Regions from separate parts of the Homo sapiens genome. Here regions 1, 3, 4, 5 and 6 are each linked to region 2. A link is a loop called in an ENCODE intact Hi-C map of the cell type or tissue named here. Cell type or tissue: heart right ventricle. All regions are shown on one strand.

The links. A loop is a pair of places that touch in the nucleus more often than their neighbours do. Peaks named below come from ENCODE experiments on the same cell type or tissue, not always from the same donor. Only the 100,000 strongest peaks of a DNase experiment are listed, where the experiment ranks them.
Region 1: it touches region 2 in a loop (2.7-fold over the local background); 48 of 110 quality-filtered maps call a loop at or near these places.
Region 3: a loop joins it to region 2, with 3 times the contacts of the local background. A loop is called at or near these places in 11 of 110 quality-filtered maps.
Region 4: a loop joins it to region 2, with 2.5 times the contacts of the local background. A loop is called at or near these places in 5 of 110 quality-filtered maps.
Region 5: it touches region 2 in a loop (3-fold over the local background); 10 of 110 quality-filtered maps call a loop at or near these places.
Region 6: a loop joins it to region 2, with 2.9 times the contacts of the local background. A loop is called at or near these places in 55 of 110 quality-filtered maps.

The regions. Positions count from the first base shown.
Region 1 is chr2:85,716,659-85,720,658 of GRCh38, reverse strand. LOC124907851 (a long non-coding RNA gene) reads right to left here. Exons shown (of 2, transcript XR_007087118.1): 2 at 3,352-3,962. Among named protein-coding and RNA genes, the nearest start is that of GNLY, 24 kb to the right of the region's middle. In heart right ventricle, a CTCF peak has its summit at 2,413; no DNase peak of the experiment used is centred here; H3K27ac peaks cover 824 bases.
Region 2 is chr2:86,078,564-86,082,563 of GRCh38, reverse strand. POLR1A (RNA polymerase I subunit A) reads left to right here. Exons shown (of 34, transcript NM_015425.6): 8 at 858-963; 9 at 1,586-1,748. Among named protein-coding and RNA genes, the nearest start is that of POLR1A, 25 kb to the left of the region's middle. In heart right ventricle, CTCF peaks have their summits at 2,278, 2,478 (motif pointing right) and 3,595 (motif pointing right); DNase peaks (open chromatin) are centred at 2,483 and 3,587.
Region 3 is chr2:85,623,227-85,627,226 of GRCh38, reverse strand. USP39 (ubiquitin specific peptidase 39) reads right to left here. Exons shown (of 13, transcript NM_006590.4): 4 at 3,445-3,581; 5 at 1,536-1,688. Among named protein-coding and RNA genes, the nearest start is that of USP39, 9.0 kb to the right of the region's middle. In heart right ventricle, no CTCF peak of the experiment used is centred here; no DNase peak of the experiment used is centred here; H3K27ac peaks cover 569 bases.
Region 4 is chr2:85,996,778-86,000,777 of GRCh38, reverse strand. LOC105374843 (a long non-coding RNA gene) reads left to right here and starts at 2,700. Exons shown (of 3, transcript XR_940318.3): 1 at 2,700-2,807; 2 at 3,137-3,347. In heart right ventricle, no CTCF peak of the experiment used is centred here; DNase peaks (open chromatin) are centred at 1,932 and 3,617; H3K27ac peaks cover 3,824 bases.
Region 5 is chr2:85,635,214-85,639,213 of GRCh38, reverse strand. USP39 (ubiquitin specific peptidase 39) reads right to left here. Exons shown (of 13, transcript NM_006590.4): 7 at 3,084-3,161; 8 at 1,778-1,845; 9 at 1-11. Among named protein-coding and RNA genes, the nearest start is that of USP39, 21 kb to the right of the region's middle. In heart right ventricle, CTCF peaks have their summits at 1,351 and 1,555 (motif pointing left); a DNase peak (open chromatin) is centred at 1,553; H3K27ac peaks cover 436 bases.
Region 6 is chr2:85,726,822-85,730,821 of GRCh38, reverse strand. It overlaps the pseudogene RNU1-38P. Among named protein-coding and RNA genes, the nearest start is that of ATOH8, 25 kb to the left of the region's middle. In heart right ventricle, CTCF peaks have their summits at 1,481 and 1,680 (motif pointing left); a DNase peak (open chromatin) is centred at 1,671; H3K27ac peaks cover 2,291 bases.

The DNA.
Region 1 (4,000 bases), 360 kb after region 2:
TCTTCTGTCTCTCCACAGAGCAAAGTAACCTTTCACGGTGCAAATTAGATGCCATCACTCTCTCCTTAAAACCCTTTAGCATTTCCCATTGTACTTGGAAGACAATCCCAGCTCCTTCCCCTGGCCTAAAAGGCCCTGCCCAATCTAGCCCCTGCCTGTCTCTCTGACTGGTCTCCCACTCTGTCTTCCTCACTCATTACAGTCTAGTCCCCCTCACCTCCTTTATATCTCTAAGGCCCTGAGCCCTCTCCTGCCATTAAGCTTTTGCATGTGTTGTTCCCTCTGCCTGGAACACCTTCCTATCCCCCCACTATTCACTTAGCTGGCCCCTTCTCATCCTTCGAGCCTCAGCTTCAGTGGTATTTCTCCAGAGAGCCCCTTCCCTTACCACCCAACTACACTGCACCCAGTTCACTTCCTTATGAGCTCTTACCACAAGTCAGAATTATATTTTTTTCATGTTTATTTTCTTGTCGATGCACTCAGTTGTAAGCTCTATGGGGGCCACATCGGCCCTTACTAAGAATTTGTTGAATGGAGAAGTGACTTGATGAGAAGGCTGTTGCAAAGGGTAATTAATGCCTGAAGCAATTGTAAAGTTGTGGTGGTGATGGGGGTAGGAAATATTGACCAACTCCAACTCCCCAGTGAGACGGCTTCTTCCAGGCTACCGTGGACTAAACTTGCAAGGCTTTCTCCTCGCTTCAGAAGCTAAAGTGCCTCTGAGATACTGCGGGTTCTCCAGAGGGCTCAGCCTGGGTTCTGTCCTACCTTGGCTCTGACAGCTCAACTGGTGAGACCTCAACCTGGAGCAGGTCCAGCCAGAGCCAAGGAGCAGGCAGCCAGCACCAGAGGAGAGGCAGCCAGCTGCTGCCATCATGAGAGATGCCTGGCCAGCTCTCTAGAAATAGCCCAAGGTCAAGGCAGGGTGCTTCTGACCTCTACAGATGGCAAAACCTGGAGAGACTCTGTTCTTGAATCTCTCTCCCACTCCACTGCCAGGATCCCTGCCCCTGGCCTGGAGCACCCTGATTTTCAGCCACCCTTCACAGACCCCTCCATTCATCACTGCTTACAAGGAACCCCCAGGCTTCTAACCTTTTCTCCTCCCAACACACTTCTGGGGTGCAGAGGACGGGTGTTATCCTCAGCTTGCAGTAAAGGGCTCTGTGGCTCAGGGAGGTGCACGGTCTCTTCCAAGGTCATGTGGTGAGTTTACTGCTGAACTGGAATTCAAATTTAGAGCTCCATTCCAGGTTCAGCGTCTCACCCCATCAGTATCTGCCACACGTGGGATGTGCCTAAGTCTCACAGCCCCGCTCAAGTATCTGACCTAATCTATGTGTCACTTACTGGGAGGGTGAGGGCAAGGTCCTTGCTTTGTGGACTTTGACCCCCTTCCCTGGACTTAGGAGAACCTTTCTGTCTTAAGCTGCCAGCCCTAGCTGATTTTCCCAGGAGCCAGCTCTTGCGTGCCCAAATCCATGGCGTTCATCTTCACCTCTGGTTACTCTGCCTGCTTGACCAGCTCACTCGCCAGACCTCACTGCTGGCCCGACCACCTGAGCCCACTGTCCCCACACCCACAGGACACCCCCTCCATGAACAAGGAAGGCCGAGGACCCTGGGGACCCAGCCACAGCTTCATAGGCCACTTGTTCTGAGCAGGGCTCTCCGTCTCCCTTCTCTTGGAGGTTCCCACAGCCTGGGGAGGAAGGAGCAAAGATGCAAATCAGGGGACCATAAGGACTGTACAGGAGCAGATTCAGGGAGGAAAGCCACCTCAAGGGACCAGGACAGGCCAGGCAAGGTGGCTCACGCCTGTAATCCCAGCACTTTGGGAGGCCTAGGCGGGCAGATCACGAGGTCAGGAGATGGAGACCATCCTGGCTAACACGGTGAAACCCTGTCTCTGCTAAAAATACAAAAAAATTAGCCAGGTGTGATGGCGGGCGCCTGTAGTCCCAGCTACGTGGGAGGCTGAGGCAGGAGAATGGCGTGAACCCGGGAGGAGGAGCTTGCAGTGAGCCAAGACCACGCCACTGCACTCCAGCCTGGGCAACAGAGTGAGACACTGTCTCAAAAAAAAAAAAAAAAAAGGGACCAGGACAGGACAGGCAGCTGGGAGAGGGAGAAGAGAAGCCCACAGAGGTAGGTGGCTGTCCCTATGAATAGGACAGGACAGGGCAGGCAGCTAGTAGGATTTTTATCAATCAGATGACAGCAGACAGAGGAGAGAAAGGAATTAAGAGAGAATAAAAAGTGGAAATTTTTTGGAGAATAGTGTTTGTCGTCAAAGGACATTCAATAGATCCAAGTAAAAGCTGATAGAATGTCCTCCATCAGACAACCCTCAGAACATGAACCACCCGTGGTATGTCTTGAAAATATGGAGATTCCATGCCCATAGGTGTCGCAAGTGCACTGCAAGCTCTAGTGGCCCCTTCACATGGTCGTGATGGGGAATTTGAACATCTATGACTGTTCTCTGGCAAGTGGTGGTCGGGTGTCTAAAGCGGGGAAGGATATCTTTTCTGAATCTGTTGGGCTACTGACAGGGCTTCAAACAGGTACTTCTAGGAAGTTTGAAATCAATATTTGCCCTTCCGAAGTGAAAAGATTTGTAGTGCACACTTGCCTGCTTGACTCATTTGCATGGCAGCCCTTTCCTCCTAGAGCATGGAAAGGTTGAAATGGATTCGCATCTGTTCTTAATTACAGAGGCCGAGACAGATGTTATCTTACATGCTAGGGAGGGGCACTCACCAACACTGTGCTGTCGACAGCAACAATAACTCCCAGGCCTTTTGTGCAATATATTAATTTGGAAATTATTGACAACTCCTATCTTGCGTGACGTAACGTGGCAAGTGTACACAAAGTCTTCTTGAGTTGTCTTCGTCACTAGCCAGCCTCATGACTCTTTTCTCCCTGTGTCTGTACTTCCCAAGACAGCATCTCTGTTCCTCCCGTTTAATTGCACATTGGCATTGAAGAAGCCATTCACATCCAACACTGCAAGCTGTCATAGACATGCTCTGAAAAATGCGTTTTTAGAGTCTTTAATATACTCACGTGCACCGCCAATCACCAAAAACAGAGCAGGCAATGTTTCCCATATCTATTTGACCACCGGTAAGATAAGGGCCTCCCATGAGCTGAAGGGAAGCTTCCTACTTAAAGCAGGGATTAAAGCATTAAACAAAAGAGTGACTGAGGAGGGCTCAGAACCATGAGGGAGGCTGCGGGGGGCAGCCCTGTGACACCACCCGTGGAGGCCGTCTGATTCCTGACCAGCAGTTTTAAAAGATGTATTTATATATAGTGTGCATGCATATGTGTGTGTTACACTTTTAATTGACAAATAAGAAATGATATTTATTTATAGTTTACAACATGATACTTTGATATACGTACACACTGTGGAATGAGTAAATCAAACATATTTATCATCCCACATACTTAACCATTTTTTGTGGTGAGAACATTTAAAATCTACTGTCTTCGACTAGCTTATTGAAGTGGGGCGAAAAAACTAAGAAAATAAATAAATAATAATGTTTAGAATCTACTCTCAGCAATCTTCAAGTATATGATATGTTATTATTAACTGCAGTCTCCATGCTCTACAAGAAAACTCCAGAACTTATCCTCTGACCAGCAGTTTCTGGTTGACACAAAGACCTATTTCCAGAAGTTTCTTGAAGATACCATCAGGAAAGTAAATAGCAAATAGAATGGTTTGCTCTGTCATTATAGAAAGTAAAGATTGAAGGTCTCTCGGATGACCCAGCCATCAGCTGCAGTTCCCTGGCCTTATTCATTGCGAAGTCCGAAGCGGAGCCCCCATGTGTCAACACGTCACCACCACCATGTCTACGTAGGGCTGGAAACCGTTCCCCGCAGTCCTCTTCCTCATGCTCCCAGGTTAGAGTTTGCCAACAAGAGGATCTTGCACAGGACTTGGAAGGCAGAAGGGAAGCAGAAGTGATTGTTCTCA
Region 2 (4,000 bases):
GAGGTATCAGAAAAAAAAAAAAGCACTGGAGTTAGTATGATTGCTTCTGTGGCAGGCCCTAGTACATTTTAATCTTTTTCTCTAGGCATTTTTTAAAGTAACCAGAAACCTGAAATAAAGCTTTGATCCACAGAAGATCCTTTCTTGGCAGTAACTGTTAGGGGTGGGAGGAGGCTAACTTAAAAAAAAATTTTTTTATTCAACATATTTTTTATGAAGATCAAAGTAATGATGTGTGTGCTGTCTGTGTTTTAATAGTCCAGGAGGGTGATTAAAAACAAGTGAAGTTTCTTCCCCATCCTTGCCCATCTCAGTCCCTGGTTTAAGAGCTATTGTCCCTGTAGTACCCATTTTTATGCTATCATATCCCCTGCATACAAACTGTCATGTACACAGGGGCTATTTTTTGTTTTTATAAAGAAAAATGAGGCCAGGCACGTTGGCTCATGCCTCCAATCACAGCAATATGGGAGGCTGAGGCAGGTGGATCAATTGAGCCCAGGAGTTCGAGACCAGCCTGGGCAACCAAGCAAAACCTCATCTCTTAAAAAAAAAAATACAAAAATTAGCTGGACATGATAGCACGCACCTGTAGTCCCAACTACTTGGAAGGCTGAGGTGGCAGGATTGCCTAAGCCTGGGAGATCAAGGCTGCAGTGAGTCATGATCGCACCACTGCACAGCAGCCTGGGCGACAGGAGTGAGACCTTTTCTCAAAAAAGAAAACTGTGACCTTAACTCTACATATTATCTTGTATTCTGTTTTTTCCTCACTCAGTAATATTTTTATGGTTGTCCTCCCATGCCCTTAGTGATAGATTTAAATGGTCTTCTTGGTTTATTTCTTTCCAACGCAGGATTCTTTCTGAACTACCTTTTTTCGGGAATGGATGATGATGGTATGGAATCCAGATTCAATCCCAGTGTGTTCTTTCTAGATTTCTTGGTGGTGCCGCCCTCAAGGTAATACCCTTTAATTAACTTATTTCACCTGAAAAAAAGCGTACTAAGGAACTGAAATGTGACCTCTAGGAGAGGTGAAAGGGCCAAGGGCACTGAGAGACAAAGCTGCAGTTCCGCTCCAGGTGCAGGTGGTGGGAGGGCTTGCTTTCCTTCCCGTTTGTTGTGAACGCAATAGGAATGTTGGTTGTTTTTGTTTGTTTGTTTTGAAGTGGAGTCTTGCACTGTCTCCCAGGCTGGAGTGCAGTGGCATGACCTTGACTTACTGCAACCTCTGCCTCCTGGGTTCAAGTGATTCTCCTACCTCAGCCTCCTGAGTAGCTGGGATTACAGGCACGCACCACCACACCCAAATAATTTTTGTATTTTACATAGAGATGGGGTTTCACCATGTTGGCCAGGCTGGTCTCGAACTCCTGACCTCCAGTGATCCACCTGCCATGGCTTCCCAAAGTACTGGGATTACAGGCTTAAGCCACCACACCCAGCCGGAATGTTGGTTAGGAAGGTTGGTTGTTTTGAGCATGGTGGGGTGTGCTCCCTACAGTAGGCATGGGTGAGAGGCTGAAGAACATGACCCTTTCCTCACACTAAACATTCATTTATTCCGTATGTCCCCCTGCAGGTATCGCCCAGTCAGTCGCCTAGGAGACCAGATGTTTACTAATGGCCAGACGGTGAACTTGCAGGCTGTCATGAAGGATGTAGTTCTGATTCGAAAACTTCTGGCATTGATGGCCCAAGAACAGAAGTTGCCAGAGGAAGTGGCCACACCCACTACAGATGAGGTCAGGGCTGCTCTGTTGCTGATGTGATGAGCACACATGCTTAGTGCTAACTCTGTGAGCTGTGGATGTAGACACTGGGTCTGGGAGATGCTTCCTGGGATGTTCTGTGCAGCTGGCAGCAGCCTTAGTGTGAGCTCTGGGCTTAGGGGGCACCTAGGAACATTAGGGGGACACACATGGGTCTGAGCATGGAAAGGTGTGGGTTCTGGTCTAGCTTCTACACCGAACGACCATGCCAGGTGACCCTAGTTGAGTCACTTCCTTATACTAGTGTCTGCTATAAAGTGCATGTGATTTGTGGTGAGATTTCACACCTAGGCTGTTCCGGGCTACCAGCTCTCGCAGCTCTAGAAAGAATAGCCTACTTCCCTCAGGCTTTAAGAGTGTCCCTTTTGGGTCACAGTACTAGAGCTCATGTTGCCAGCTCTATTTTGGACACGTTAATGTCTCCAGCATTGGGGTCAGGAAGGCAGTATTGCAGAGTGGAAATTCCTCTCAGAATAGGACAGTTTCAACTAACATTTCCTGAGCCCCATCTGTGTGCCGGGTTAATTAGTAGGTGTTCAGTGGGTACAAAGGTGAATTGGGCACCCAGGAAGCTTGCTGAGGTCATCAAGATCCTTCCCAGCTCTAAAGTACTCTCTGGATGCAAATAGGCAGCCTTGGGTAGACAGTCCGGGTTCTCAGACTCCAGCCGCTGCGACAGTCCCGCTGTCTGCCAGGCCCATCACAAGGTGGCGCCACTGTCTCTTGGACACTTATGGTGCAGGTTACACTTGGGGCTTTCTGTGGTTTTGCTTGTTTCCTGATCGGCCCGCATTGGTGTGCTTTTAAAAACTCCTTAGTGTAAAAGACATCAGCCATGTGCATGCCTTAGTGCAGTTTCCAAGAAAAGACCATGGGATAACTGTACCCAGTGACCAGGGTTGATGTCCCTTAAAAATCGGGCAGCCTGGCCAGGCATGATAGCTCAAGCCTGTAATCCCAGCACTTTGGGAGGCTGAGGCAGGAGGTTCACTTGAGCCCAGGAGTTTTAGACCAGGTGGGCAACATGGCGAAACCCTGTCTCTACCAAAAATACAAAAAATAGCTGGGCATGGTGGTTCATGCCTATGGTGCCAGCTACTCAGGGGGCTGAGGTGGGAGGATCACTGGAGCCAGGGAAGTCGAGGCTGCAGAGAGCTGTGATCGCACCACTGCCCTCCAGCCTGGGTAACAGAGTTAGACCCCATCTCAATAATTAAAAAAAAAAGAAAAATTGGTCGTCCCCTTTGTCAAACAAATGCTTCGCCTCTGAGGGGCAAATAGCATCCTCTGATTCCTATGTCCCACTGCCCTCTTTCCTTGTGATTGACAGGATGTGTTTTTTCTCCCCCCTTACTCTCTGTGTTCCATCCTCATGGCAGCCCTTGCCAGTCACCGTCTAGGCATTGGGGATACTCCAGTGAGACAAGTTCTCACTCATTTCACAATCACTGGTCTTGAGCCAGGTAATGCCATGAGCAGTGAGTTGGGCTAACAGGGCCCGGTCATCATGCAGGTGATCGTATCTCCCTCTGGGACTCCAGCCAGAAGGGGACCCTGAGTGTTTTATGTAGAATACATCTATTTTCCCTAGAGCTAAAGAAGATTCCTGTGTTCCTCAGGTTTGATGACAAGCCCACTTCATCACTACTGGGTTTTCATAACATTCTCGTTTACTGAATCTTCACCCACCCTCACCCTCCCACCTCAAGACACTGACAGGTTTCTTCTCTTATCTGCCCACACTGGAAGACGTGGGACCATCTGTCTCCTTGTGTCATACCCAGTCGATTGGGCCAGTAGGTGGCCAGACAGTATCAATAGGTGGTGCTCTAAGCCAGCTGAAGGCTTCTGTGTATTTCTGTCCCCTGGGTAGGGAGTGGGAGAGAGGAGGAGACAGGGCTAGGGGCAAAAATATTAAAAAAGGATTGGTTAAATATTCCAATGAGACTTGGCAATCAGCCACTAACTTGATATAGCTCAGCTGGAGACCCACATCTTAGTTGATGACATAGAATATCGTATGGCAAACCTAGTTCCTTTTAAGAAATTGTTCCACCTGCATGTTTGTAATTGGTTTGGATCAAGTTTTTCAAAGCCATAAATAAAACTGAAACTGCATGTGAGAATTGGTTATCTGGCAAGATAACAGAACTTCATAAGAAATGTACTGATGTGGGAAGGACTTCTTAGTTTTCTTTAGGAATTGCATATTAAGGGATTTCAGC
Region 3 (4,000 bases), 460 kb after region 2:
TACTCAGGAGGCTAAGGCAGAAGAATCACTTGAACCTGGGGAGCAGAGGTTGCAGTGAACGAAGATCATGCCACTGCATTCCAGCCTGGGTGACAGACTCCCTCTAAAAAAAAAAATTTCTACAGTATGCACCTATTACTCATAAAATTTTCTTAAAAACAACTTTTAATTGAAAATAAGGGATGGGCACGGTGGCTCATGCCTGTAATCCCAACACTTTGGGAGGCCGAGGCAGGTGGATCACGAGGTCAGGAGTTCAAGACCAGCCTGGCCAAAATGGTGAAACCCTGTCTCTAAAACTAAAACTACTAAAACTCTACTACAACCCTGTCTCTACAAAACTTAGCCAGGCACAGTGGCAGGCGCCTGTAATCCCAGCTACTCGGGAGGCTGAAGCAGGAGAATCGCTTGAACCTGGGAGGCAGAGGTTGCAGTGAGCTGAGATTGCGCCACTACACTCCAGCCTGGGCAACAGACTGAGACTCCGTCTCAAAAAAAAAAAAAAAGAAAATAGGACAGCTTTGGTTTTCTGCCTTTCCAATTTCAGGGTTATGAGCACATGGGCAGGAAAAAGTCATTGATCAGCCAGCACAACAAATATCTACACCATTTTTTTAAAAAAATGCATCTGGCATGTTTCTTACTTGATACTGCAAGGCAACACAGATTCGGTCCCTCATTCCCTGAAGTTCCAGATGCCATGAGCCAGAGGCTAGAAAAAGCCTCACCATTTGACAGCAGCCCAGTGAGCAAAGGAATGCTCTGCCTGTTGCAGAACAATTACTCAAGTAGAGTCCTTAGCAAGACTTGGTGTCTGAGGATCATCTGACTATACTCTACAAGAAGGCAGTAATTTCTTTTTTTGAGACGGAGGAGTTTCGCTCTTCTTGCCCAGGCTGGAGTGCAGTGACGTGATCTCAGCTCACTGCAACCTCCGCCTCCTGGGTTCAAGTGATTCTCCTGCCTCAGCCTCCCGAATAGCTGAGATTACAGGCATGCACCACCAAGCCCGGCTAATTTTGTATTTTTAGTAGAGATGGGGTTTCTCCATGTTGGCCAAGCTAGTCTCGAACTCCTGACCTCAGGTGATCCTCCCGCCTTGGCCTCCCAAAGTGCTGGGATTACAGGTATGAGCCACTGCGCCTGGCCGAAGGCAGTAATTTCTTGGCCAGTACACATACTATTTCCTGTCCCTCTCTTTTTTTTTTCTTGAAACAGAGTCTCACTGTTCCCCAGGCTGGAGTGCAGTGGCGCGATCTCGGGTCACTATAACCTCTGCCTCCCGGATTCAAGCGATTCTCCCACCTCAGCCTGCCAAATAGCTGGGACTACAGGCTTCCACCACCATATCTAGCTAATTTTTGTATTTTTAGTAGAGACAGGGTTTCTCCATGTTGGCCAGGCTGGCTCAAACTCTTGACCTCAGGCAATCCGCCTGCCTTGGCCTCCCAAAGTGCTGGGATTACAGGGGTGAGCCACTGTGCTCAGCCTTCTGGGTGTCCTTCTCTTCCTCAATGTTCCCGTCTTGATCTTACCTGAAGGACAGCGTTGGCATAATCATTGGCCTTTATGTTATTCAGTCCCACAATACCCGGCAGGTAAGTGGTACCATCATATGCCCGGGACAATTTGGCTTGCTTGTCCAAGTTTGCAATTTGCTGCTTTGTGAAAGTGGGCTTCAACACATACTGCAAAGCAAAAGAAAATGCTAAGTTGTTTAAGAGCTGAGTTCACAAGAAATGTCTGTAACAGTAATTTCTACAAAAACAAAAAACACTTGGCCATGAACATCCCACCACACACAGAAAAATAGTCCGAACCAGTAGGTGTAAAGATTGAAGTAACACGGAGTAGATCCTCTCCCATGGCTAATCTACAAGGGGATCTCTGTGTCTATCCCAAAATCACTGAATCCCAGGTCTTTTCGCCGACCTCAGGTCTGGTCAACTCATGAAAACTGACTGCCAGAAACCATACAATACTCAAGTTCCTAAAGGCAGTCTAAGTCTCAGATAGAACCTCCTGGGAGCAGCACATGGACCTAGCTTTGGAGCAGGAGAGTTTCCTCCACTCTGGGTGGGAATGAGGATCTCCATGAGTCCCTGGTACTGGAAGAGCAGGATCAGACTCTTCCCAGGCACAGAGTTACCACAGTCATTATGTCACAGACTGGACAGAGATCATCGCAAACTCACTTTGAAACACTGAATTTAGCCCAGTTTTTCCCTCTATAAATACTGACCATAACTTTTTTTTTTTTTTTTAGATGGAGTTTTGCTCTTGTTGCCTAGACTAGAGTGCCATGGCATGATCTTGGCTCACTGCAACCTCCCCCTCCCAGATTCAAGCAACTCTCCTGCCTCAGCCTCCCAAGTAGCTGGGATTACAGGCATGTGCCATCATGCCCGGCTAATTTTGTATTTCTAGTAGAAACGGGGTCTCATCATGTTGGTCAGGCTGGTCTCAAACTCCTGACCTCAAATGACCCACCTGCCTCGGCCTCCCAAAGTGCTGGGATTACAGGTGTGGGCCTCCCCACCAAGCCTGTCCATAACTATTTTAATCTCAACTATTAATAATAGGCTTATACAACTTTTACAAGTAGAAAAAGCAGTATTTCAAAGACTAAATACCACGTTTTCCTTAAAAATAAACAGAGCATGAACAACTTAGGCAATGCAGTGAGACTCCATCTCTACAAAAAATTTTAAAAATGTATCTGGGCATGATGGTAACGCCTACAGTCCTAGCTACTTGGGAAGCTGAAGTAAAAGTATCACTTGAACCCATGAGGTCGAGGCTGCAGTGAGCTGTGATGGCACCACTGCACTCCAGCCTGAGCGACAAAGTGAGACCCTGTCTCAAAAAAAAAACCAAAAACAAGAACAGAGCACATGGCACCATGAATACACCCCACGTGCTGAAAAGGAAAATAATAATCAAAAGCCCAACACTAATCAAACCCAAGAGGACTTTCCATGCTCAGTACAATGAGTGTCTCTTGGCACAGGTCACAAACTAGAGCCCACAGATAAGATATCTGTGGCTGGATGCTCTGGCCACGGCGTATGTTAAAAGCAGCCAGGAGCCGGTGTGCAGCTTGGTAAATACTGTCCTACACCAGGACCAATTCATATCCCTACTTCACAGTGTAGAAGAATAATTTCACAAAAACACTTTAAACCCCATCAGAATACACCCATATTTCTTCAGTCCTAGCCCTCAATGTTACAAGTAGAAATGACAGTTAAGTTACAGACTACAGGCTGCAATTATGAATTCTGACCTTACTCAGTTTCCCCAGTTCTTCCCAAAAGAGAAAGCAGCCTCTCGATGCCTAAAGGGACTGAGATTCTTCCCTGTCCTCAGGTGGGGCAGTCCCCTGGGAGCCCTGGGATGGCTCATTAAAGAATGGACCCCAAACCAACCCTCTTAGACACACACCGTGATATCCTCCAATGAGGAATCGATGATCTCATAGTTGTCTGGAAGGCAGTAAAACTTGAGGGTGTGGAGGTTGAGGAAAACATGGTGGCTAAACTGGACACTGTGAATGTAGGCGTGAGACTTCAAACCCCGGCCTGTAGGGAAGGGTGAAAAGCTGTAATAGAAGGGCAGATACTAGAACACACAGATCAGGTTTGCTTTTCCTTTCATTATTTTCTACCGGAACATGTTAATATCCGCAAAAAACAAATATTATGCCATTCATAAAATGAATCCTCCACATGAAGTTCTCTCATAAAAAAATTAGCAAGAAAGACTAGCACATTAGTTACTTCATTCTCTAAATGGCCTAAGACATTGATTAGGGAAACAAATTTCACTATTTTTTAATATATATGTAAAATATATATAACCTATATATATATCTATATATAATACATATAACTATATATTCATACATAGTTTCCTATATACATGAAACTAGAAATATCTATGCATATATGTGTGCATAAATACACATAAACATAAATACATACATATCCTATGACAGTCC
Region 4 (4,000 bases), 82 kb after region 2:
AAGACAGGGATTCCGGTGACTAATCCTATGAATTTGAGAGTGAAAAATACCTAGAAGTTGACAATTTAAAAATATTTTCTGTCCACACCCTGTATGATGCTGAAATTTTAGGCATCTGTGTGCCCAGAAAAAGAGAGAGCCCTGACCAAATTGATAGCGTATTTCTGCCTCTTCCCAGTGGTCACATTCTCCCGGGAAAATGAAGTTTTTTACAAAAGAAGTAACTCCACCCAGTGCACGTGCATTCTTTTTCACTCTAGCAGAATAACGGGTATCTGCTCAGTTCTATCTTATTGCTAATGTTTATCTCAAACCTAGAGCTCTTCATCCACTTCCTATGGGAGCCGGAGTGGGAGGTGGGGCAAAGAGACAAAGCTGACTTCCCCTTGATCTTATTGCATCAGTCAGAGTCCCAGCAGGAGAGAGATGGCAATTCAAAGTTACAGCTCAGTCACTGGAGAGAATACAGTGAGCAGACATGGGCAAGATGGAAAAAAATGAACAAGGATGGTGCAGCACCTCTGGGATAGTAACAGTGGGGAGCCATCACCACCCTAAGCGTGAAGGACCAAGGCGGGAACGTGGCATCAAGAATGCAGAGAGATAGCACTTTGGGAGGCCGAGGTGGGTGGGTTGAAGTCAGGAGTTTAAGACCAGCCTGGTCAACATGGCGAAATCCCATCTCTACTAAAAATACAAAAATTAGCTGGATGTGGTGGCACACGCCTGTAATCCCAGCTACTCGGGAGGCAGAGGCAGGATAATCACTTGAACCTGGGAGGCGGAGGTTGCACTGAACTGAGATAGTGCCATTGCATTCCAGCCTGGGCAACAGAGTGAGACTTCGTCTCAAAAAAAAAAAACAAAAAACAAAAAACAAACAAGCAAAAAAACCAATAACAACAAAAGAACGCAGACAGAGCTATAGCCAAAGGAGGGGCTTGCTGGAAAGTGTGCCATGGCCTTCAGTAGAGGAACCAGACACTTCACCACCAAGCCACCCCCCATGGCAAAGAGGGAGAACAGTAAGTGCCAGGATGGCTCTTTCCTCCTGCCCTCCTATTCCCTGCTGCTGGCCACGATGGGCTGAACTCAACCAGAACCCAGAAGGTGCGGGAGCTCAGTTGACGTGGTTCCTACAGGCCAGTCCCAGGATCAGGGCAAGGTGGAGAAGAAAGGAGAGCGAGTGGGTCTGGAGGGACAAACGAAATCTTCAGCATGCTAATATTGATGTGCAAAACCAAGCAGCACAACAGAAACCTGCTGTCTTTCACTGAGCTCTAACCATGGACCCAGCGTGAGGAAATGATGTCAGGCCAAGGCTGGGGCTCTGAGTAAATGGTTTGTACAGACAGGAGCCTACCACTGAGGCCCTGAGGGAAGCAAATACCCGAGAACAGGCAGAGACAGAGGGAGAGAAACTGCAAATCCCTTTCCTAATTCCTGATTCCAATTCTCTGAGAGGTTTTGCAGCCTGTTTCCATGAGAGTACCCTGATTTCAGAAAAAAAAAAAAATTTCCGTTTTACACAAGGCAGAAATAGAAACTTCCTCAAGTTTCTAGTATACCCAAAGTTTCAAGTTTCAAGTATACCCAACATTCTTTGGTTATAAGAAATAGAAACTTCCTCAAGTTTCATAGAAACTTATAACCAAAGAATTTTGGGTGTACTTCATCTAAAACAAGAACCTCAAACATGCTTAATTTCATCTAACCCATAACCCTGTCTCCTTCCCCATGTTAAAGAAGAGGGGATTCAGGATCTGAGTAAGATAAGGTGAACCTTATCCTGGGAGGCGGGACTCACACTCGGGTCTACCCGACTGCAGCACTGTGGAATTTTCTAGGACTCCACAGGCAGGCAAAGCTGGCCAAAAGCAACTTCCAAAGCCAGGAGGGAACTCCACCCCCAACCAAAACCACTCAGTGAGGAAACTGGTGTCTCCATCTGTTTTTGAGCGAAAACACCCTGGAGTTCTGAGGAGCTCGCAGGCGCGGCCACCCAGCACCTAAGTGTGGGACAGGGAGCAAGAAAGGGACTGACCTTGGACCTGTGAAACCGCAACCCAGTTTCCCCAAGGGCTCCTAGGAAAGCAGTGTATTTGAAAGTGCTGTCATTCCTTTGCTAAATGCCAAGGATGGAGTGGGCTGTGCATGGGTGCGCCTCTTCCCCACACAGCCACTGCTCCCAGCCCCAGTGAGAGCCTGAGCTCTTGGAGTGAGGAGGGACCCCTGGCCCCCCTTGGTGGGCTCTCCGGCCTCCCTCTCTCGTCCCCACCCCCAGGCCCACACCCTGTCGGCCTCCCACCTCAGAGTGGAAGGTGAGGTGAGGTAATGTCTCCGCTAACCCGCAGTGGCAAGGAGATGAAAAGAATCTCAGAAATGCTATGTTTAATTTAAAGCAGACCCAGCCTGCCTTAGCCAGGCTGTAATTTCACTCAGAATAACCAGATTGTTTTTCTTGGACATTCCAGGCCACCCCCTGTTAAAGCCCAAATGGAATGTTAGGGGGCCCCTTACTGGGGGCCACATGGCTGTCCGAAACTCATTCTCCCTTGGGCCAAGGACTCCTGCTTTGGGGAAGGTCAGGACCTCTCTGAGCGTCACTTAAGGGCCTCCCCTTGGCTCCCTGGCACTCCTCCCCACCCGGCACCCCACCCCTAACTTGGTGCCCAGAGTTCTAAGGGTAAAAGGTCGTCATAGATGAGAACAGCAACACCATCTGTTCACTCTGTGTTCTCTGTGCCCAGTGTTGTGTGAAACTTTCTATCCAATATCTTGCAAAATCCTTACAGCAACCCTATAAGGTGGGTAGAATTTTTTGTGATTCTCCTTCTACAGAGGGTGATAGGGAGGCTGCATAACCTGTCCCAGGTGGCCCAGTTGGGATTTGAGCTCGCTTAGCTCTGGGTGCAAAGCCCAGGCTCTCTGGGCTGCCCATCCCAACGGCCCCTCCCTCCTGGGGCTGAGGAGTTCGGGGGACATTTGTTTCAAGGGAGCTGCCCTTGTTGGCCATCTGGGTATCTGTGGAGGGAGTCGTTATGGGGACACCTGGGTGACAGACAGCTGAAGGGAGGAGGTGCTGTAATCCTGAGCCCTTCTTCTTTCTAGTTGCTGACACCCCTACTTTGGGTAGGGTTGGGTCGGGGCCTTCCAATCTCTATAGGTTTTACTGCTTCCAAAGACCTGGCATACTCCTGGTTTGTGATGATCAAGTTCTGGGTCAGAGCAGGGAGAAGCAGCCCATGAGGCCGGTGAAATGGTGCCCAATGGAGGGGAAGGCCCTGGCTTGTGATCTTGGGCAAGTCCCTCCTCATACCCAGCTTCAGCTTCTCCTCTATAAAATGGTAAGTGGGGATGGAATGGCAGAGAGATGCGGGGCTCTGATTTCTCAGGCCTCTTCTGGCCCTGACATTCTCTGACTTTATTCTGCCAGGATCTGTGCAGATGGGCCTTGGCCCAAGGAGACATGGGAGGTAGAAGGAAGGGAGGGACTGGCAGGGGAGGGACTTCTGGGGAAGTTTCCAGGACTTGGGGGAGGAGAAAAGAATGAGTGGAGCCTGAAGCCAGAACCAGGCATGGGGTGGCCCAGATGGATTTATTCCAGAGCCTGGCCTTCTTCCTGCAGGCCTGAGGGACACTGTGGCTGGCTCAGGGCATAAGTATGCCCCAAACAGAGGGAGGGGCCTCTCTCTGCCTGGTGCCCCCTCCACTCTCAAGGCTCAGCACAACTAAAAAATGGGCTAAAAAATGAGCACTAAAAAAATTTTTAGTGCAACTAAAAAATGAGCTCTCTTGCCTCACTACTGGGGCTGCCTTTGATTTCATGGGGAATAAGGAAGGGGCCAAGGAGTACAGGATCCCAGGTGGTGGATTCTGTGACTGATGAGACCCCTCCAGCTCCCCAGGCCTGGCCGGCAAGAGGAAAGCTCATGTTGCTGATGGGGTGGAAGCCAGGATCTGCAGGCCTGGGAAGGGGCTGATAAGGGGCTGCTCTCAC
Region 5 (4,000 bases), 440 kb after region 2:
TCTTCTGCTGGCTAGAAATGAATGAGAAGAAAAGAGAGGAAAGGAGTGTGACGGGTATAGGAACCAACACAGAACCGATGTTTTACCACGCCGACATTTCCTTCATCTGAAAGAACAAAGAGAAGTGCCCGAGAGATTGGGCAGTTTGGCATGCACCACCTGGTTAGATTAACTTAAGAACCAACAGGTTTCCTTCTTTAAAGATATTTTGCTTATATACCAGACTATCTAAAAAGCCCTGAGGCCAAGTGTGATGGCTCACGGCTGTAATCTCAACACTTTGGGAACAAAGGTGAGAGGACTGCTTGAGTCCAGGACTTCCAGACCAGCCTGGGCAACACAGTGAGACTCCATCTCTACAAAAAAAAAAAAAAATTGGCCGGGCATGATGGCTCACACCTGTAATCCCAGCACTTTGGGAGGCCGAGGCAGGTAGATCACCTGAGGTCAGGAGTCCAAGACCAACGTGACCAACACGGAGAAACCCCGTCTCTACTAAAAATACAAAATAAGCCGGGCGTGGTGGTGGCGCCTGTAATCCTAGCTACTCGGGAGGCTGAGGCAGGAGAATCACCTGAACTCGGGAGGCGGAGGTTGCGGTGAGCCGAGATAGTGCCATTGCACTCCAGCCTGGGCAACAAGAGTGAAACTCCGTCTCAATAAAATAAATAAATTAATTAATTAATTAAATTAAACAAAAATAAAAATAAAAATTAGCCCGGTGTGGTGGTGTGTATCTATGGTCCCAGTTTCTGGGGAGGTTGAGGTGGGAGGATCACTTCAGCAAGGGAGGTTGAGGTTGCAGTGAACCATAATCACGCCACCACACTCAGCCTGAGTGACAGAGATCTTGTCTCAAAAAGGAAAAAAAATCCATTAAAAAAAGAAAGTGGGCCGAGCACGGTGGCTCATGTCTGTAATCCCAGCACTTTGGGAGGCCAAGGGAGGTGGATCACCTAAGGTCAGGAGTTTGAGACCATCCTGACCAACATGGTAAAACCTCTTCTCTACTAAAAATAGAAAAATTAGCCAGGCATAGTGGCGCATGCCTGTAATCCCAGCTACTTCGGAGGCTGAGGCAGGAGAATGGTTTGAACCTGGGAGGTGGAGGTTGCAGTGAGCTGAGATCATGCCATTGCACTCCAGACTGGTCAACAAGAGCAAAACTCCATCTCAAAAAAGAAAAGCTCTAAGACCATCTAGGAAGCTTAGCTGAGGGCCAGGCACGGTGACTCACGCCTGTAATCCCAGCACTTTGGGAGGCCGAGGCAGGTAGATCACCTGAGGTCAGGAGTTCGAGACCAGCCTGGACCAACATGGTGAAGCCCCGTCACAACTAAAAATACAAAATTAGCTGGGCGTGGTGGCAAGCGCCTGTAATCACAGCCACTCAGGAGGCTAAGGCAGGAGAATCGCTTGAACCCAGGAGGTAGAGGTTGCAGTGAGCTGAGATGGCGCCACTGCAACTCCAGCCTTGGCGACAGAGGGAGACTAAGAAAAACAAAAAGAAAGCTTAGCTGAGCTTTCTGAAAAAACACAGCAGCACCACCTAGTGGCCAGAACACTTAAACCAGCACAGTACATCCAACCACTAACTCCCAAACTGAAAAAGTGCACTAGTATGACAGGGACCAGGCAGAGCTGCCACTAGGCAGGTGCTTTGTTGAACCTCTTCACAGGGCAAGCAGGCTTGTCAGTTCTCTGAGCATCTCTTCATCTCCCCTACGTCCCCTCAAGCAATATGAATCAGTCCAAGACCCAGGCTCAATTAACTCACCAGATCAGGATGGGGAAGCTTTTTAGTGAAGATCCTCATGGACCCCTGGAAAACATCAGTCACAATAGCTGCACAAACAGGAAGCAAGAGACAAATTCCGTGAGGATGGAAAACATGTCTGAAGTATATTTCCAGCTTCTAAATTTCTGAAATAAACCAGCATCTTCCAGCAAAAGACACAGAGCTCTCACTAAACACAGAAGTTTCCTTTTGTACTATATACCACCAGGGTACCTTTATAATTATTTGTGTAAATAATTACTTTATTTCTCTTAAGACAACTTTTTATCCTCCATCACAGGGCCTGGTCCATAAAAGAAAAGGTAAATGTGTTCAAAATGAAGGAATGGTGATACATGAATTACAAAAAAATTCACAAGCAAAACAAGGTACAGCCAAGGAACTTCCCATAACCATAAGCTACTTTCAAAGGGAGACAATGTCCAAACTGTAATGAAGACAAGAGGACAATGACAGACTAAGAGATGGGCCAGAACAGGATCAAAGCAACAAGAGAGAAAGCACAACCAAGTTCTAGAACCCTGCCAAGACGCAAGTTAGAGAGCTCAGAGGGTTAACACAGGCTGAAGACACCTGGTAGAGAGGGCAGGGCCATCCAGTGGGAAAAGCAACAGGCCACAATCCCACATCAAGACACCATCACATCTATAATCCTAGCACTTTGGGCAGATCACCTGAGGTCAGGAGTTTGAGACCAGCCTGGCCAACATGGAGAAATCCCATCTCTACTAAAAATACAAAAATCAGCTGGGCGTGGTAGTGGGTGCCTGTAATCCCAGCTACCCTTGGGAGACTGAGGGAGAAGAACTGCTTGAACCTGGGAGATGGAGGCTACAGTGAGCTGAGACCGTGCCACTGCATAGCCTAGGTGACAGAGCAAGACTCTGTCTCAAAATATATATATAATAAAATATCATTGGGACTATAACCATATTCTAGCAAAAACTATGGAGAGGGGCCTATTCAGAAAGAACATGTAGTTTATCTATAACATAGATACTAGCCTACCCCAGATAAACAGTTAACAAAAGAATGGGAAGTTGCCTCAGCCTCCCAAGTCGCTGGGACTACAGGCACATCCCACCACACCTGAATAACTTTTGTATTTTTGGTAGAGATGGGGTTTCGCCATGTTGGCCAGGCCGGTCTCAAACTCCTGACCTCAGGTAATCCACCCACCTCGGCCTCTCAAAGAGCTGGGATTATAGGCATGAGCCATTGCGACCGACCGCAAAGTTTTTTAAAAGGGAACAAAATAACTCCTTTTTATAAGTAAATGACTTACTCTTCTTTTTCTTCTTTGTGCCCCCCAGAGCTGAGTGCAGAGCATTCAGAAACCAAGACAGAAAGTCAACGCCATCTCCTGGAAAAAAAGGAAGGGTGGAAAACGTTGAAGCTAAGTGGCATTAGAGTTAACTTAAACCATGCACTGGTTGGCATTCCTGGTTCTCCCCCTTCCTCTCTGGCCATGCCATCCCATCCCAACTGCCGTGCATCCTCCTCTATCTTATCATTAAATGCTGGCACTCCTCAAGGTCAAGCTCTCACTCCTCCGATCTTGACTCTCTCCATAGGCTCTCTGATTCATACCAGGACTGTATCGCATCACTCAGTGATGACCAAAACAAATGAATATGACCTTTTAACATCCACTTTTCTCCAGAGTGAGCTCAAACTTCCTTCTTCCCTTCTGCAGCTCATGAAGATTCCTGTCTTTTAGGAAAGTGACTAGCACCCAGACTGAAAAGGCATACAGAACAAGGGGTTCTGAAAGCAGATTGACAATATTCCATGAAAATGCTGTCTACGGAACCTGCCACTCAGACATTTCAGGGATAGTGGCTACTTTTTTTTTTGAGACAGAGTCTCACTCTGTCGCCCAGGCTGGAGTGCAGTGGCATGATCTCAGCTCACTGCAACCTCCGCCTCCTGGGTTCAAGCGATTCTCCCACCTCAGTCTCCTGAGTAGCTGGGATTACAGGTGCCTGCTACCATGCCCAGCTAATTTTTGTATTTTTAGTAGAGACGGGGCTTCACCATGTTGGCCAGGCCGGTCTCGAACTCTTGACCTCAAGTGATCCTCCCGCCTCAGCCTCCCAAAGTACTGGGATTACAGGCATGAGCCACTGCGCCCAGCCAGATAATGACTACTTTCTCTTCAACGAAGATTTGCTTCTATTTAGTTCCTCTTTGCTCACGCAA
Region 6 (4,000 bases), 350 kb after region 2:
GGACTCACCTGCCCAGAGGGAGACTGCCTGGGAAAAAAATTAATGGCCGGGTGCAGTGGCTCACTCCTGTAATCCCAGCACTTTGGGAGGCCGAGGCAGATGGATCACCTGAGGTCAGGAGTTCGAGACCAGCCTGGCCAACATGGTGAAACCCGTCTCTACTAAAAATACAAAAATTAGCCAGGCGTGGTGGTGGGCACCTGTAATCCCGCTACTCAGGAGGCTGAGACAGGAGAATCACTTGAACCTGGGAGGCGGAGGTTGCAGTGCCGAGATTACGCCACTGCACTCCAGCCTGGGCGACAAGAGCAAAATTCCTTCTCGGAAAAATAATAATAATAATAAATTAAAGATTGGCAAGGCAGGGGTGTCCCACGTGACACAGGAGCCTCATGGCCCTTTGGTGACACACCTGTGTCCACAATGCCTGTGGGGTGAGCACAAGTGAAGACCGCCAGGCTGCTGGGGGCAAATGGAGTGCCGCAGCCATGCCTGGCCTTCCCCTTCCACCTCCACTCCCCTCTGGGCCAATCTTGGGTGAGGACAGAGCTTCAGGGACCACACAGGTCATCAGCCAAAAATGAGTCCAGTTTGTCAAGGAGTTACCTCACCCAGCCAGACCCGCTTCAAACTTTTGCGGGAAGGACATGGCTAGGAGGAGAGCTGGAATCCCACTGGAATAATCCTGGCTGGTATAAGCCTGAGACCCTCCGTCCATGTCTTTGGAGAAGGAAGCATCTGGGCTGGTGCAAGCTCTCCTGTCACCCTTGGGGACAAAGGGTCGTGGCAGCTGTGGGCCCAGCCCGGAGTGGGTAGGCAAGGCTGGCTCTCATGCCCTCTGGCTTTGCCAGGTCCTGAAGCCCACTGACCCTGACCCTGGACCTCCTAATGACCTCCTAACCCCACCCCTAAAATTTCTACAATAAACCTGTTTATTTTTACAATCTCTCACCATCTTCCTGAGCCTAGGTTCGGCCTGCCTCAGCTATCCCAGCCCACATCCTGCCTGGGACTCAGAGGCAAACCTCACAATTTCGAGACCATCTGACATTCCTTCAGCATCTAATATTTTTCAACCTGGGACCATTTACCCAACATCCCTCTAGACCGGACTTCTCAGCCTCTTCCTGTGCCTCAGCTCACATGAAGGATGGCATTTGCAGGCAGCTGCACACCTCGGGCCACCTTTAAGCCAAATCCCTGGCTTCTAATTCCGCCCCTCTTTCTCCCACTTCGTGCTGCCTCCGAATCGCAGATGTCCGTCTATTATTGCACTTTGCATCGTGTACCTCGGTTACTTATTTAGGTGCCAGTCTCCCTTGGGGGCAAGTCCTGGGTTTTATAGAGGATTTTTTTTTTTAATCTCCGTGGCCCCAGTGACCAGCCCAGCATCTAACACACTGCTCACAGGAATCCTGTGTCCCTGAACCCTTCTCCCGGGCCAAGATCAGACCTGTTTGAGGAAGATGGAAAAAGTGCTCTGTGAGCAGGATTATGAAATGACAGGGATGACGTGAGGGGCTTTCGAAACCCTGGGAAGGAAGATGCCCACGTGAATGACAGCCCCTTGCTATTCTCGGCCACCCGAGGTTCAGGTTTTAACTCAGGACAGCTGCCCGGAGCCTGCAGTCAGCCGGGGACAGAGCCTCCCGCCAGCGCAGCAGACCTCTGCTGCCCCCTCGTGGTCCCGGGACCTCAGCCGAGTGGGGTCTCCAAAGGCTCCAGCTTCTCGTCTCTGGGAAACTTCTCAGCCGCAAGCCTGAAGACAGAGATTTCCACCTCACAGCTGCCTGGGGAATGCCTCTTTGCAACAGGGAACCAAGAGGAGCTAAGAGCAGGGCCTTAGGGGGTTTTCCATTCACAGCTTTGCAGTTTAACTCACAGTGTGACTTTCAGTGACCTCCTTCACCATTCCAAGCCTCAGTTTTCTCATCTGTAAAACAGAGATTTTAATATGAATCCTCCCTCATGGGTTTTGTACAGATCAAGGGAGATAATAAATGAAAATTGCTTAACACATAGTAAAGACCTGGCACATACAAGGACCCAGAGGGGTAGCTATTGCTATTATTATAATGAGGAGAATCTGGGTGACCCTCTCGTCCACCCTTCTATTCCCAGGACCTGGGGACTGCTCCTAAGTATCTGCTGAATGAGTGAATGTATTACAGGTGCTTTTGACTTTCTTCTTTCTACTTTCCATTCACGTGGGCATCTTCCTTCCCAGGGTTTCGAAAGCCCCTCACGTCCTCCCTGTCATTTCATAATCCTGCTCACAGAGCACTTTTTCCATCTTCCTCAAACAGTCCAATCTTGGCCCGGGAGAAGGGTTCAGGGACACAGGCTTCCTGTGGGCAGAAATTTTATTCTAAAATTTCTACAATAAACATGTTTATTTTTACAATCACAATAAATTTTAAAACTTTAAACAAGGAAATGTGTAAAGAAAAGGGAAAATGGGAGGGGTACACAAAGTTTATGCTCATGCTTACCTGACAGGGGAGATACCATGATCACAAAGGTGGTTTTCCCAGTGCGAGGCTCACCATTGCACCCCGGAGGTGCAGACCCCTGTGTTTTCCCCAAATGAGAAAAATAAGAAAAGAAAGAAAGAAAGTTTCGTCTTCCATTGGATCGACTCCATTCTCCTCCTCCAGGTGGTGATGGCAACGAGCAACAGGAACACACTCCTTCCCCAAACACCTCACCCTCCACCTTCTCAAATTGGCCCAAGTTTGGGCGGAAATGTTAGGCCACCCCAGGCGCAAAGCCCTGGCACTGGGCCGGTTTCCTGGAGTAGGTGGATCTGGGTTGGTGGGGGCTGTGGCAGTTCCATTCTGCTTCCCTGGGCCAGGCTTGGAGCATTGCGCTTGTCACAGGCTTTGGTCTTGCGGGTATTGAGGCCACCATGGGCCTCATAATTATTTCCTTTGAGTGCAGATTATTTGCCAGCGCAGAGAGGTGGTGGCAGACCTAGCGTGGGGTGGGGGAGATGGACTGATGCAGACAGGGTCTCGTGGAGAACGCCGGCTCCTGTCACTCACAGGGGAGTGGAGTCAATTCAGAGGAGGATACATTTTTTGCACCCTCCCACTTTCCCATATTTTCCCTTTTATTTACCCATTTCCTCATTTAAAGTTTTAAAATGTATTATGATTATAAAAACAAACATGTTTATGGTAGAAATTTTGGAATATACAGGAAAGTAAAAAGAAGAAAGTCAAAAGCATCTGTAATACATGCACTCATTCAAGAGATACTTAAAGCAGCAGGGAATAGAATGGCGAACGAGAGACCCCATCTCAACCCTCCCAGAAATCATGCTTAGGTAGGGGATCCCATTACCCTGAGACAACCACTTACAATAGTTTCATATGCTTCCTTTAAGTTTTTTTCCATAAATATATCTAACCTATATTTAGTTATTTCAAAGCACACTGAGCTCATACCTATCTGCACCGATATATGCTATTTATCAAAAATATTCTATCACATGTATTGTTGTAATGGCTGAGTGTTCCAACACAGAAATGTAAAATAATCCATTTAACACATCTCGGGCTTTCAGTTATTAGCTTGCTTGCTTGTTTCCCATCCTTTTGTGATTCTAAATTACAATGTAATTAAAACATTTTAGGTAATGTATCTGATCTGCTATGACTATTTTCTCTGGAAAACAAATTATTAGATCAAATGGAATAAATATGAGAAGCAACACAAAAAAAACCACTGAATACTAATTATAAAGTAATACAAGCATTTTGAAAAATATTTAACAAAATACAGAAAAGTACAAAGAACAAAATAATGCTCACCTATAAGTCCACTACCTCCAGGTAACTACTATTAATATTCTTGATACATCGTTTTCCAGATTTTTATCTGCATATAAGGGTACTAAAATACAGTCTGGGCCCGGCGCGATGGCTTACGCCTATAATGCCATCACTTTGGGAGGCCGAGGCAGGTGGATCACCTCAGGTCAGGATACCAGCCTGGC